Regions from separate parts of the Homo sapiens genome. Here region 1 is linked to region 2. A link is a loop called in an ENCODE intact Hi-C map of the cell type or tissue named here. Cell type or tissue: natural killer cell. All regions are shown on one strand. Region 1 overlaps USP24 (ubiquitin specific peptidase 24). Region 2 overlaps USP24 (ubiquitin specific peptidase 24).

Region 1 (8,000 bases), 59 kb after region 2:
CCAAGATCTTATGAGTAAGACATATGGAAGCTGGATATACTGAGTCTGGATGGCAGAGTGTAAACAAAGCACTATGGGAAAGTGACCAACTGAAATCAGTTCTGCTCTTGGAGAGTAATAGGTCAGACCCTCATACCACTCTTGGTCTGAAGAAAATAAAGCCCTGAATGATTTTGCTTTGTCTTAGGAAGTTATATCCAGGCACTAAAGAATAGAATCCATATCAGTGCCTAAGCAGTCTTAATTATTATATCATGTATCTTAAGTACACAAAAGTCAAAAATTTTAAGAGGGTACCTGCATTTTTTCCAAGTTTCATTTCATGTGACAATCTGATTGGGAGCATATAATTATAGTCCTTCATTTTCCCACTCCACTTGTTGCTTGTATGATGTGATAACTTTTCATACAAGCAATATCTTACTGCTTCAAGGTGTGATGACATTTCATATTTGCCTTAATCATTCCTGTGAAAAGACATGTTGGTCTAAAAAGAAAAAATATTTAGCAAATATTTTAAAAATTAAGTATGTCCTTATTTATATGGACATTTAAAAACATATGCAGTATTCAGCATGGAAACCACGTTTGAGGTTGAGTCATCCTTGTGTTTAAGAATTAACTTTATGAAATGTAGTAGCATTCAGTGTAGTATTAAGTTATAACAACAGCATGGAGTACCAAAGTGCTTTCTATTTAGATTATATTTTACATTTTCGTGCATACTGAGGAGGCTTATTCAAAATGAAAATACTAACTTAATGTTCACCCTGTTTAATAAACAGATGTCAAAAAATAAAATATATGCAGTATTTCCAAAACAGAAAATTGCCTAGGAATTTTTAGCCCATTTAAGCCTAAAGAATTTGCATCTTGTGATTCCTGCCAGATCTGTCATTTGTTTTTGAATGATTATCTCCAAAAAGTTCAAGTGTAATTTTAAACACCTATATTTAATAGAAAAACAGAATGGTCCAACAATGGGTCTAGCTTGTCATCAACTATCTAAATTCCATTATCTTAGAGCCATAGCACTGCAGTGGTAAAATACCTCTGGTATCATTTTAAGACTTCTGAGTAGGTGTGAATTCCTTTGATATTTTTTGTTTTGCTTTAGGTACACAAAATAGTTGGAAACCTAACACTCCCAAAAGCTTTTATTTTGCTGTCAGCTAAAAGGTTAATTTCTTTGCAATTTGTTCATTAACTTTTATTTACCTGCTAGGAAACTTCAAAGTGAATATTTCCTTGTCTTTGAGGAAACCTGTCAGTTCACTAAATTGTTGTCCATTAAGCATGAGGCAGCTGGGGTCAGAGTGTCCATGTAGACGAAGAGCTATATATATTTGAAAGGCTTAGAAGAGCACAGGTTCCTTTTCTCCCATGTAATGCTCATTATCCCAGGTTGGTGGACCTGTTTCTCCAGAGCAACCTAGGAAGAAGGCATCTTTAACAAAATCCCACATTAAGTTCTAAACTCATAAAACTCATGGGTTCATAGAAGCAGATTTTTTAAGACTAGAAAATGATCTTGAACTACATCTAGTTTAAGACTGAGGCAATGAGAGTCTTTATTTTTAAATCATAACTTAATAAGCAGTTGTTTACTGAGTACTTGTTTTGTGCTGATGCTTATACTAAGCACCTTAAAGCTTGTGCTGTAGTATTTAATCCTTCAATCTTCCTGTAAAGGCAACTACTATGTTCACTTAGTGATGAGAAAACTAGGACAAAAGGGAGCATTGTATGCCTAAGGTCTCTCAGCTAGGTAAAACTAGAATGTGAACTAGATTTGTAGTCTTGGCTATAGTATGGTTATTTATGTGAAATTCTGCCCAACCAAAGTATTCAGTTGAACTCCACTTTAGGTGTAGGCATTGCGGTGTCATAGAAGGGCATGAGTGTTAGAATGAGACACATCTGGATTTGAATTCTAACCACGTGACCTTGGGTGGGCAGTCACTTAACCTACTTAACCTTTCAGGTCTCAGTTCCCTCACCTATAAAGTAAAATACATATGCCTGATACATTGTAGATGTTCAATAAATAGGAGTTAGAGTTATTGTTGGGAAACTCATCTTGCATTTTTAATATATGGGCTGTTTTATAAAACTTTGGTGTATATCTTTCTAAAGAATATATCTAGCATATCACATGAAATTATCTGTTCTTATCTAAGCCTGAGGGTCTGAGACTTTCATGTTTGCCAGTTTCATGAAAAGAACACACCAGCTTTCTCTAGAACGGAAAGATTTTTCTTCCAAAGTAAATAGAATAGGGAAAATGTGATTATTTTATCGTGAAACATCAGCTTCTACATATTTCTGGGGGAAAAACAGTGTGCAACATTTAAAGAGATTCTAACTCAAGTTGTCTGAATGTTTTATTTAGTAAAGGAGTAATTTCTGCTGAAAATGTGTGGATGAATAATTGTGCTTATCTGTTCCCTAGGTTCTAAGCTCCAAACTCATGCCAACAGCTGATGATGACATGGCCAGAAGCTGTGCCAAATCCTTCTGTGAAAACTTCCTCAAAGCTGGCGGTTTGAGGTTAGAGTTTCAATGTAATGTTACATGAGTTGCCGAAAATGAATATAGTTATTTTAGTTAATTTCCCCTGCAAAGTCTTGCTTATTCCTACAAGGTATCATATGACTCATTGTGAGAGTTATTATAAGAAGGAATGATGTTTCAGTCCTTTAAAATATTTTAAATCATTTTATAACTTCTGATTATTTGAAAAACGTATGGAAGCATGTCTCTTTCCCCTCTGGTAGTGGGGGAAATTTTCAAGAAGAGTAGAAGCCAGGAGGCTGTATCTGTTTCTTTTGTGTCTCATGTCAGTTTGAAATAAGGTGAATTTTATCGCTGTAAATCCATATTGTGCAAGGTATTAGTGCTGGGGATGCAAAGATAAATTAGATATTATCTCTGCCTTTGAGAGGCAGCTGATGGTTTAACAAAGAATAACAAACAGCTAGGTAACTATATTATAAGTATTAAAACAGGGCAGGCATGGTGGTTCATGCCTGTAATCCCAACACTTTCAGGGGCTGAGGCAGGAGGATTGCTTGAGCCCAAGAGTTTGAGATCGTACGGGGCGACATAGTGAGACCTCATGTCTACTAAAAATAAAAATAAAAAAATAGTTGAGTGTGATGACATGCACTTGTAGTCCTAACTACTTGGGACACTGAGGTGGGAGGATCACTTGAGCCCGGGAGGTGGAAGTTGCAGTGAGCAGTAATAGCACCAGTGCACTCCACCCTGGCAACGGAACAAGATCCTGTCTCAAAAAAAAAAAAAAAAAAAAGGTATTAAAGCAGAGGCATATATAAAAAGTACTTGTGAGGAGGAGGGGTGAGAAAGTAGTGGTTACATTGGTTGAATTTGCTTAGGGTCATAAGGTTAGGAAATTATTCACAGAAAATGACTGTTGAGCTAGGAATTGGGAAATTATTTACCTAGAAATCCTCTAGGTAAATAAGGAGGGAAGGGGCACTCCAAGCTGGAATGGAAGGAAGGGTGAGTGAGAGCATGAAGACGCATCGCCTGTCTTGGGAACCTCAGTTGCCTGGTGTTCAAGCAAAGGATGAAGGAGAGAAACATGTCAAGAAGGGTCTCATTGGGGAATACGAGTGTTGTCTTGTAGTCCATGAAAAAACAGGCAGTTACTAAGCCGAGAATTACCTGAAACAATTACTCTGGCAGCAGTGAAGAGGATGAAGGGAAGTGGGAGAGACTGGAGGAAGGGTAGACTGAGAGCTGACAGTATCCAGAGAGGAGATGAAGGGCAGTGACAGAATGACATTTATGACTAGGTAGAGGGTGGGGACATTTATAAAATGGCCCTGTGGTTTCTAGCTTGGTAGAGTGGGGAAATGGTGAGTCATTAGTCAGTATGAGAAATAAACACAGAGAGATGGAACGAACAAAGGAAAGCAAGAGAAATAAGTTTGTTTGTATACAAGGTCCTTCTGAGTCATGTGAAGTAGATGGTATGGATTGGATAGGGTGCTTGTTAGAAAAGTGGAGAATGGCATGAGAGATTTGGGAGCGTGTGAGTAAAACCATGAGGACATAATCCAGCTGTCAGAGCTGAGTGGCAAGTGTAAGGCAGGAAGGTAGCGTCAGGGCATAGAGATCTCTCCTTTCAGATGAGTAAGAAAAAAGGGGTGATAGTAAATTGAAGACAGAAATAACTGAGGGTGGTCATCAGAGAAATGCAAATCAAAACCACAATGAGATACCATCTAACACCAGTTAGAATGGCAATTATTAAAAAGTCAGGAAACAACAGGTGCTGGAGAGGATGTGGAGAAATAGGAACACTTTTACACTGTTGGTGGGACTGTAAACTAGTTCAACCACTGTGGAAATCAGTGTGACGATTCCTCAGGGATCTAGAACTAGAAATACCATTTGACCCAGCCATCCCTTTACTGGGTATATACCCAAAGGACTATAAATCATGCTGCTATAAAGACACATGCACACGTATGTTTATTGCGGCACTATTCACAATAGCAAAGACTTGGAACCAATCCAAATGTCCAACAATGATAGACTGGATTAAGAAAATGTGGCACATATACACCATGGAATACTCTGCAGCCATAAAAAAGGATGAGTTCATGTCCTTTGTAGGGACATGGATGAAATTGGAAATCATCATTCTCAGTAAACTATTGCAAGGACAAAAAACCAAACACCGCATGTTCTCACCCATAGGTGGGAATTGAACAATGAGAACACATGGACACAGGAAGGGGAACATCACACTCTGGGGACTGTTGTGGGGTTGGGGGAGTGGGGAGGGATAGCATTAGGAGATATACCTAATGCTAAATGATGAGTTAATGGGTGCAGCACACCAGCATGGCACATATATACATATGTAACTAACCTGCACATTGTGCACATATACCCTAAAACTTAAAGTATAATAATTTAGAAAAAAAACTGAGGGGGAAGTTGGCTTTTCTGTTTTGATTTTAGCTTGTGGAAGACTCTTCATAGGTTAACTAAAAGGGACCAATGAAGGAGAAAAGAATAAAGATAAAAGAAAAATGGGTAAATGATGGGGTCAACTTGTACTGCAGTTGGAAGCAGCTTTTCTCTAGAAAGAAGTAGGCATACCATTTCCTCTGGGTGAGGTAGGCATGGACACCAGCTCAAAGCATGAGCAGAGGATGGTTGAAGGAATTCCTGAGGGGAGGTCTGGCACAGAGAAGCTGGGTAGGGACCTTGAGGAGGTCGAGGGGATGGGAAATAGGGAAATGATGGCAAAAAGGATTCCCAAGTACCGTAGAAGGTGTGGCACACATGTGTAGCTTTATTCTGTGTTCCACACTGTAGAGGTGTTTTTAGTACAAACTCCTTTCACATCACTCAGCCATTTACAGGGCTGTCAAAATAAAGACATTGAACATTTGGCTTATTTGTGTATGTCATTTAATTCATGTACCAGATATTGTTCTTAAGCAATGAGAACAGAGCAGTGAGTAGATTAGACCAAAATCCACATCCTCATGAAGCTTACAGTCTAGAGGGGGAGACAATTAACATAAGTAAAAGTATGTGTCAGATGGTGAGGAGAGCTGTAGAGAAAAATAAAGAAGGAAGCAGGGATTCGGGGGCTATGATTTTCAGTAGGGTGATCAGGAAAAGCTTCGCTGGGGTGACATCTAGCAAAGACCTGAAGGAGATAAGGGAGCGAGACCCAGGAGAAAGCTTTTCAGAGGAGCAGCCAGCGCACACCCATGCGTGGGGACCTGCCTGGTGCCGGCAGAGGCCACAGGAGGCCAGTGTGGTTGGGGCACCGTGAATGAGGCAGTGTTTCCCATTCTCAAATGAGACAGAGGTCTGGGACATGACATTGCAGAGATACCAGAGGTCAAGTTATGAAGGGTCTTACAGGCTACTGTGAAGACTCTGCTGTTTTTCAGCATAGGAAATAGGAAACCATTGAAGGATTTTGTGCAGAGGAGTGCCATGATCTGAGTTAAATTTTCTAAGGATCACCCTGATGGGTCTTTTGAAAATAGGTTTGGAAGGTGGAGAGTCAAGAGCAGAAGCAGGGAGAATAGTTAGGAAGCTTATAGGTATCATAGGAAATTATTATGATAGATATATGTAGGCTCTTTTTATGACAGAATCATGTAGAAACTAAGTAATTGATGATGACTGATTACATTACTTATGGAAAATTTAAAATGAAAAAAAATAGAAGTCTTTAATATCCTGCCTTTTTTTCTTCTTTTTGAAGTTTGGTTGTAAATGTCATGCAGAGAGACTCCATCCCATCAGAAGTAGACTATGAAACAAGGCAGGGTGTTTATTCCATCTGTCTACAGCTTGCAAGGTATGTAAATATATTGCATTAGTCTTACCAGGCAATACTTGACTTTTTCTTCGCAAATCATGTTTTTAAATAGTATGAATGGACTCAGAATAAGTCTAGCTGTTTCTTTTTAAGATTTTTACTTGTCGGACAAACAATGCCCACGTTATTAGATGAAGACCTCACCAAAGATGGTATAGAAGCACTTTCTTCCCGCCCATTCCGAAATGTCAGCCGGCAGACAAGCAGACAGATGTCCTTATGTGGTACCCCAGAAAAGTCATCCTACCGACAGTTGTCCGTGTCTGATAGGTCTTCTATTAGGGTTGAGGAAATCATCCCTGCTGCTCGAGTTGCAATACAAGTAAGTGATTTGTGTATTCAAGACATTTTAGTCCCTCTTATTCAGAATGTCCTGTTTAGGAAGAGGTGCTATGGGGATATAAAAATGATTAAGACATGAATATTGCCTTCAAGAAATTTATGGTGACTTAAAAAGAGATCGCTAGGGTAGAAATAACTATAATTCCAGGTAGAAAGTATCAAGTGTTGTAAAACTACAAGACAAAGCATTCTGTGTGTCTTCAAAGGAGGCAGAATAATTTCCTTCACCTGTGGCTGTGATGGGTGATTTTATGTTATAGATGGCATTTGAGCTAGGCCTTGAAGAACAGATGAGGATTAGATATACAGAGATAAGTACTTAGAAAGTTGGAGAAAGGAGACTTGTTCAAGCAAAAGGGAGCACATGTGCAAACTAGAGACAATACCAGAGCTTATGGGAGGTCATGAGGTCATAGTATGTGGGAAAGGGGGAAAGTGAAAAAATTGGTAAAGCGTATTTTGAAGCCACAGCATGAAGATCAATCTGTTTTACAGATAAAAAAGAGAGATTGAAAGCCCTTGAGCAGGATGGCAGCTTGAGAAAGGCCATCTTTCTGGATGACCTTGGAGGGAAAGGAGGCGTATGAAACTGAGACCTGTAAGAAGGTTGTACATGTCAGGGCATGTGTTCAAGTATTGCTCTTTCTCATAATACTTGTTCCATTCTTTAGACAATGGAAGTAAGTGATTTCACTTCTACTGTGGCTTGCTTCATGAGATTGTCATGGGCTGCGGCTGCAGGACGGCTTGATCTTGTTGGGAGTAGCCAGCCAATTAAAGAAAGTAATTCCCTGTGTCCTGCTGGAATTCGAAACAGACTCAGCAGTTCAGGTACTGATTAAAAAGAGACAGTAATGAGAACACTGGGTAAGAAATAACCATAAGAATTCTGTGTGTAGGTTTGCCAGAGTCACAAAAATGGGAGACCCTCTTCTCTTGCTTGTGAGCATGAGTAAAAATTCATCAAGCTCTGTATACACTTAGTATTTATGTATGTTCCTATATGTATGTCATATTTCACTTAAGAAGAAAAATATTTATAAACACATAGAGTAAGTGAAGAAACCAAATCAACAGTTTTTAGCTTAGCTGAGTATAAAAGTGTCATGAAACCAATCATTGTGGCAATAATACAAATTCATTTAGAATTCAGTCCTGGAAAACAGTTCTTTTCTTGGTTTGCCAGGTTATTTTTCATTAGGCCTCTTTAAAATATAGCTTTATTTCCCAGCTTTATTTGGTCTTCCTGCTCAATCTCTATTTTAGAAATACC
Region 2 (8,000 bases):
TTAATTTATAATCAGTGACCATTAATGGTTACTTTTGTATCATTTGGATTTGGCATCTAATGAGAAAATAGTAAGTTAAATTGCAAAGATCTTATTAAAAGCTCAATACATTATGTCTGTTCGGAGCTATGACATTTTGCAATAGAACGATACTGAGCTGCTTTGTATGTGTTCTCTTGGTCAGTATGTAATTTTTGCCAAGGACAGGCTCTACTTAAAAGTGATAACTCAAAATATCAAACCAACCAAAATATGGGTTCATACTATCCCCCTCTGTGGTTGCTTATCTCTTTGTGTTTGCAGCACACTCCTGAAAATGTAGTGCTGCTTTGTATCATTCCTTAACCCTGTGTATAACGCGCTGTTGCTTCCAGTTTTAAGACCAAGAATGTTAACTGCCTAGGAGGCAACATGGTATATTTCGCCTGTCAAGTCTTAAATAATATTTTCTTTCTTTCTTTTTTTTTTTTTTTTTTTTTGAGATGGAGTCTTGGTCTGTCACCCAGGCTAGAGTGCAGTGGTGCAATCTTGGCTCACCGCAACCTCCGCCTCCTGGGTCCAAGCAATTCTCCTGCCTCAGCTTCCCAAGTAGCTGGGATTACAGGTGCCTTCCACCATCCCCAGCTAATTTTTGTATTTTTAGTAGAGATGGGGTTTCACCATGTTGGTCAGGCTGGTCTCAAACTCCTGACCTCAAGTGATCCTCCCTCAGCCTCCCAAAGTGCTGGGATTACAGGCATGAGTCACCGTGCCTGGCCTTATATAATAATATTTTTTAATTGCTGTTTTAAAGCTAATTGCCATATGTGTTAGATTTTTATTACAGATTAGGTACAACTCTGTGTTTTGCAGTTCTTAGATATATACCCACTTTCTTTAGTGACTATAATCATTGAACTCATTTTTGTTAATCAAGTCTTTTAAATAACAGCTTTATTGAGAAAGAATTCTTATACTATAAAGTTCACCGTTTTAAAGTGTGCATTCAGAATTGTGCAACCATCACCACCATTTATTTTGAGAATATTTTCATCACCTCCAAAAGAAACCTCATGCTGTCTTTTTCTATCTCCTGCCATCCTGTGGCAACCACCAGTCTACTTTCTGTGTCTATGGATTTGCCTATTGTGAACATTTCATATAAACAGAATGATACAATATGCGGCCTTTTATGTCTGGCTTCTTTCACTTAGTATATTTTTGGAGTTCATTGAGAACTGAACTTCAGAACTTATTTTTGTGGAAATTCATTCAACTCACTATGTTCATTCAAAATACTGTAACTTGTCAGTATTTTGATCATTTTTAGAGCTAAAAAATACTTCATTGTATGGATATAACACATGGACATAAAATGGATTGTTCATTCATTCTTTCTAATGGACATTTGGATAATTTCCAAACCTTTTGGTTGTTAGCAACAATGCTGCCACGAACACTCATGTATACGTGTTTTATGTGGACATATGTTTCCATTTCTCTTATGAATATTTGTATGAATGGAATTGTTATGTCAAGTGGAAACTTAGTAACCTTTGAGGAACTGCCAAACTGTCTTGGAAAGCGGTGGCCCCATTTTATAATCAATCAGCAGTGTGTGAAGTTTCCAATTGCTTCACATTCTCACCAATACTTGTTATTTCCTGTCTTTTTTTTTTTTTTTTTTTTTTTTTTTTTTTGAGATGGAGTTTTGCTCTTGTTGTCCAGGCTGGAGTGCAATGGGTGGCGCGATCTCTGCTCACCACAACCTCCGCCTCCCAGGTTCAAGCAATCCTCCTACCTCAGCCTCCCTAGTAGCTGGGATTACAGGTGCCCACCACCACACCCAGCTAATTTTTTATATTTTTAGTAGAGACGGGGTTTCACTATGTTGGACAGGCTGGTCTCGAACTCCTGATCTCAGGCAATCCACCTGCCTCAGCCTCCCAAAGTGCTGGGATTACAGGTGTGACCCACCATGCCCGGCTTCTTTCCTGTCTTTTTAAATTTTGGCCATCCTAGTAGGTGTGAAGTGGTATTTTGTGGTTTTGATTTGCATTTTCCTGAAGATGCTTAGCATCTTTTTGTGAACCGCTTGTATCTTTTTTGGAGAAACATTTATTCAAATCTTTTGCCCATTTTTTATTAGGTTATTTGTCTTTTTATTGAGTTGTAAGGTTTTTTTTTTGTATTCTATATGCAAATCTTTTATCAGATCTATGATTTGCAAATACTGTTTCTCATTCTGTAGATTCTTTTTTTCACTTTCTTAATGGTGACTTTTGATGCACAAAAATTTTTATTTTTGATGAAGTTTATTTTTTCTTTGTTGCTTTTGCTTTTCCAAGAAATAATTACCTAATCCAAGGTCATGAATATTTAGTCTTGCGTTACATTGAGTTAGTTTTTGTATGTGGCTTGAGGTGGGGTCATTTCATTCTTTTGCTTGTGTATATTCAGTTGTCTCAGCACCATTTGTTGAAAAGACTGTCCTTCCTCCATTGGATTACTTTTTTGTCTTTGTGAAAGATTAAGTTGTCTCGTGACTCTTGCTGAAAAATTAATTGACCATAAATACCAGGTATTATTTATGAAATCTCCATTATATTCCATTGATTCATTATGCCAGTACCAGATTGTCTTGATTACTATAGCGCTGTAGTAAGTTTTGAAAATGGGAAATGTGAATTCTTGAACTTTGTTGTTTTGACTATTCAGGGTTCCTTGTAAATTTTAAAGTTAGATTGTCGTTTTTTGCAAAGAAACTAGCTGGAATTTTGATGCGGATTGTGTTCAATTTGTAGACCAATTTGGGGAATATTGTTATCTTAACAGTTTTAAGTTCCAATCTATGAACATAGGATGTCTTTTTGTTTATTTAGTTCTTATAATTTCCTTCAATGATGCTTTGTAGTTTTCAGTGTACAAGTCTTGCACTTCCTAAGTATTTTATTCTTTTTAATGTTATTGTAAATGAAATTATTCTCTTTATTTTAGGATTACCCATTGTTAGTGTATAGAAATACAGTTGTTAGTGTATAGAAATACAGTATATTGATACTGTATTCTGCAGCCTTGCTGAACTCATTTATTCTGGTATTTATTTTGGTGAATTCCTTAGGATTTTCTCTGTGCAAAATTATGGCATCAGTGAATAGAAGTAGTTTTATTTCATCCTCTTTAATCTGAATGCCTTTTATTTTTTCTTTGCCTAATTGCCTTGACTAGACACTCCAGTGCAGTGTTGAATGGAAGCTGTGAGAGCAGACATCTTTGTCTCATTCCTGATCTAGAGAAAAGCATTCAGTATTTCACAGTTAAATATGATGTTCACTGTAGGTGTTTTTGTAGATGCCTTTAATCAAGTTGAGGAAGTTCCCCTTTATTTCTAGTTTGTTGAGTGTTTTGTCGTTGTTTTAAAATCATGGAATGGTGTTACATTTTGTGAAGTTTTTTCCTGCTTCACTTGAGATGATCTCGTGATTTTTTATGTCCTTTATTCTGTTACTATGGTGTTATTATATTGATTGGTTTTTTGTTTGTTTGTTTTTTTGTATACTAAACCTACCTTGATTCCTGAGATAAGTGCCACTTGGTCATGGTTTAGGATCTTTTTAATATATGTGTGGATTTGGTTTACTGGTTTATTGTTAAGGATTTTTGTGTCACTATTCCTAGGGATATTGGTTTGGTGTGTGTATCTTTGTATATTATTTTAAAGTGTGATAATATATACATAACATAAAATTTACCATTTTATTCATTTTTAAGTGTACAGTTCTGTGGCATTAAGTACATTTAATTGTTCTGCATCCATCAGTCCCATCCATCTTCAGAACTACTTCATCTTCCCCAGCTGAAACTCTGTACCCATTACATACTAACTCCCTATTCCCCCCTGCACCCAGCCCTTGGCAACCAACATTCTGCTTTCTTCATCTGTGAATTTGACTACTCTAAGTACTTTCATATAAGTGGAATCATATAATATTTGTTTTTCTGTGATTGGCTTATTTCACTTGGCATAATATCTTCAAGATCTTCCATGTTGTAACATGTATCATAAACACATTTTCTTAAAGTTTGGATAATCCATGGTATGTTTATATCATATTTTGTTTATTCATTTGTTGATGGACACTTGGGTTGCTTCCACCTTTTGGCTATTGTGAATAATTCGGTTATGAACATGGGTGTACAAATATCTGCTCAAGCCTCTTCTTTCAGTTTTTTGGTATGTGTGTATCCAGTAGAGTTGCTCAATCACATGGTAGTTCCATTTAAGTTTTTGAGAAACCTCCATAGTGTTATTCATTGTAGGTGCACAGTTTTATACTCTTATCAGCAGTGTACAAAAGTTCCAGTTTCCCCACATCCTTACCAACATTTTTTTCTATATTTTTTATAATAACCATACTAATAGATGTGAAATTTCCTTGTCCATTTTTAATATCAGGGTAATACTTGCCTCATAAAATAAGTTGGGAAATGTTCCTTGCTTTTCTATTTTTTGGAAGACTGAAGGATTGATGTTAGTTCTTTAAACGTTTTGTATAATTCACTGGTGATGCCATCTGGTCCTGGGCTTTCCTTTGTGGGAAGTTCTTGATTACAAGTCATTCTTTTTACTTGGTACAGGTCTTCAGATTTTCTGTTTCTTCTTGAGTCAGTTTTGGTGGTTTATGCTTTTCTAGGAAATGTTCATTTTACCTGGGTTATCTAATTTGTTAGCATACATTTGTTAGTAGTATATCTTACCATATTTATTTCTGTAAGGTCAGTGGTAATGTTTTCTTGGCCTGGCGAGGTGGCTCACACCTGTGATCCCAGAACTTTGGAAGCCTGAGCTGGGAGGTTCACTTGAGCCCAAGAGTGTGAGAACAGGCTGGACAACATAGTGAGTCCCTGTCTCTACAAAAAAAAAAAAATCAGAAAGATGAACCAGGTATGGTGGTGTGCTTCTGTGGTCCCAGCTACTCAGGAGGCTGAAATGGGAGGTTTGCTTGAGCCTAGAAGGTCAAGGCTGCAGTCAGCCATGATTGTGCCTTTGCACTCCAGCCTGGATGACAGAGCAAGACTCTGTCTCAAAAATAAATAAAATAAAAAGTAGTGATGTTTTTTCTTTCATTCTTATTATTAAATTTGAATCCTCTTTCTTTTTCTCTTTGTCAGTCTAGTTGAAGGTTTGTCCCTTTTTTTTAAATTTTTTCAAAGAACCAACTTTTGGTTTTATTTATTATATATTTTTAAATTTATTTATTTCTACTCTGATCTTTTCTGTTTCCTTCTGCTTGCTTTGGGTTTAGTTTATTCTTGCTTTTCATGTTTCTGAAAGTGGGAGGTTATGTTGTTGATTTGAAATCTTTCTTCCTTTGTAATATAGGCATTACCAGTAAAAAATTTCCCTCTTGTGACCAGATATGTTGGCTCACACCTGTAATCCCAGCACTTTAGGAGGCTGACATGGGAGAATCGCTTGAACCTAGGAGTTCGAGATCAGCCTGAGCAACAAAACAAAACCCTATTTCTAAAACAAAACATAGTCAGGCATGGTGGTATGCAGCAGTAGTCCCAGCTGCTGGGGAGCTGGGAAGTGGGAGGATCCCTTGAGCCCTGGAGGTCAAGGCTGCAGTGGGCTGTGATTGTGCCACTGCATTCAAGCCTAGGCAGCAGAACAAGACCCCATGTCAAAAAAAAAATAAAAATAAAAATCCCAAAACAAACAAATTTCCCTTTAATCACTGCTTTTGCTGTACCCAAAAGTTTTATATTATATTTTAATTTTCATTCGTCTCAAAGCGCGTTCTTACCTATCTTGTGATTTCTTGTTTGTGCCATTGGTGATTAAGGAATGTGTTGTTTAATTTTCACATATTTTTGAATTTTCCATATTTCCTTCTGTTGATTTTTAATTCCATTGCAGTCAGACAACATATTTGGTATGATTTCACTTCTTTTAAATTGTTGAGGCCTGTTTTACAACCTAACATATGCTCTATCTTGGAGAATATTTCATGCGCACTTGAGGAGAATCTGTATTTTACTGTAATTGGGTGGAGAGTTCTGTAAATGTGTTTTAGGTCTATTTGGTTTATAGTGTTGTTTGAGTATTCTATTTTCTTGTTGATCTTTTGCCTAATTCTGAGGTATTGAAGTCTCCAACTATTATTGTTGGTGTATTTCTCTCTTTAATTCTGTTAATTTTTGCTTTCTGTGTTTTAGATCTCTGTTGTTAGATGCTTATGTGTTTATAATTGTTATATCTTCCTGATGGATTAACCTTTTATCATTACAAAATAACCTTTCCTGGCTGGGTGTGGTGGCTCGTGCCTATAATTCCAGCACTTTGGGAGGCTGAGGCAGGTGGATTGCTTGAGCTCAGGAGTTTGAGACCAGCCTCGGCAACATGGCAAAACCCCATCTCTATAAAAAATACAAAAATTAGCCAGACGTGGTGGTGTGTGCCTGTAATCTCAGCCACTTGGGAGGCTGAGGTGGAAGGATCATTTGAGCCTGGGACACAGAGGTTGCAGTGAGCTGAGATTACGCCACTGCACTCCAGCCTGGGTGACAGAGCCAGACCCTGTCTCAAAAAAACCCCCAAAACAGTGGGGAAAAAGAACAGCCTTTCTTGTCTCTAGTAACAGCTTTTCAGTGTCCTTTTTTCCCCCCCAATGTTATTGTAGTCACCCCTGCTCTCTTTGGTTATTGCTTTTAGGGTATATATTTTTTCATCATTTTATCTTCCTGTTGTATTGACCTTTTTATTATGAAGTGTCTTAGTTTCATTTCTTGCCTTAACGTCTGTTCTGTCTAATATAGCCATTCCAGCTCCTGTATGTGTGTATGATATCTTTTTACATCCTTTTATTTCAGTCTCTGTATCTTTGTCTAAATTGTGTTTGATGTAGACAGCATATGGTTGTATAATATATTTTAAAAATTCATTCTGCAAACCTCTGCCTTTTAATTATTGTCCATTTGCATTTAATGTAATTACTGGTAAGACAGGATTTACATTTGCCGCTTTGCTCTTTGTTTTCTTATCTCTTACATCTTTTTGTTCCTCTAATCGTCCATTACTCCTGTGTTTTATATTAAATACATATTTTCTGGTGTATCATTTTAATTCCCTTGTTTCTTTCTCAATATACATTTTTATTTTCTTCATGGTTGTCCTGGGGATTACAATTAATATCTTACATTTACAGAGAAGTAACCTTTACTCAGGTTCTTTAAATATTAACATTTTATCACATTTGCTTTATTTCTCTCTCTATGTATGTATTTAGATATACAGACATATATAATGTGCATGTGTGTATAAAATGTGTATGTATTTTGTTGTTCCTGAACTGTTTGAGAATGAATTACAGACACCATGCCCCTTTACCCTTATATACTTCCTAAAAATGAGGATATTCTCTTAACCTTAGTATATTTATCAAAACCAGGAAATTAACATTGATCCAGTACTAAATCCTTTGAAGCTAAAATGTAAAATAAAACACATAATAATTTCTGTTTCAAGATCCAGTCCAGGATACCATGTTGTTTTTGGTTGTCGTATTTGTCTAGTGTACTTGTCTTTGGTGACTCTGGCATTTTTTAGGAATAGAGGCTAGACCATTTTTAGACTGTTTTTTGGCCAGGCACGGTGGCTCACACCTGTAATCCCAGCACTTTGGGAGGCCCAGGCGGGCAGATCACTTGCGGTCAGGAGTTCAAGACCAGCCTGACCAACATGGCGAAACCCTGTCTCTCTCTACTAAAAATACAAAAATGAGCTGGACATGGTGGTATGCGCTTGTAGTCCCAGCTACTCGGGAGGGTGAGGCATGAGAATTGCTTGAACCCAGGAGATGGAGGCTGCAGTGAGCCAAGATGGTGCCACTGCACTCCAGCCTGGGTGACAAAGTGAGGCTCTGTCTCAAAAAAAATAAAAGACTGTTTTTCATTTCGGGTTTTCTCATTATTAGATTCAGGTTATACATTTTTGGTGGGAATATCAAAGAAGTGAG

The links. Peaks named below come from ENCODE experiments on the same cell type or tissue, not always from the same donor. Only the 100,000 strongest peaks of a DNase experiment are listed, where the experiment ranks them.
Region 1: a loop joins it to region 2, with 3.0 times the contacts of the local background. A loop is called at or near these places in 1 of 110 quality-filtered maps.

Annotation. Positions count from the first base shown.
Region 1 is chr1:55,124,027-55,132,026 of GRCh38, reverse strand. USP24 (ubiquitin specific peptidase 24) reads left to right here. Exons shown (of 68, transcript NM_015306.3): 32 at 2,453-2,550; 33 at 6,269-6,364; 34 at 6,479-6,707; 35 at 7,399-7,558. Among named protein-coding and RNA genes, the nearest start is that of USP24, 87 kb to the left of the region's middle. In natural killer cell, no CTCF peak of the experiment used is centred here; DNase peaks (open chromatin) are centred at 3,326 and 3,866; H3K27ac peaks cover 2,664 bases.
Region 2 is chr1:55,182,644-55,190,643 of GRCh38, reverse strand. All of the region lies in intron 1 of USP24 (ubiquitin specific peptidase 24), which reads left to right. Among named protein-coding and RNA genes, the nearest start is that of USP24, 29 kb to the left of the region's middle. In natural killer cell, no CTCF peak of the experiment used is centred here; no DNase peak of the experiment used is centred here.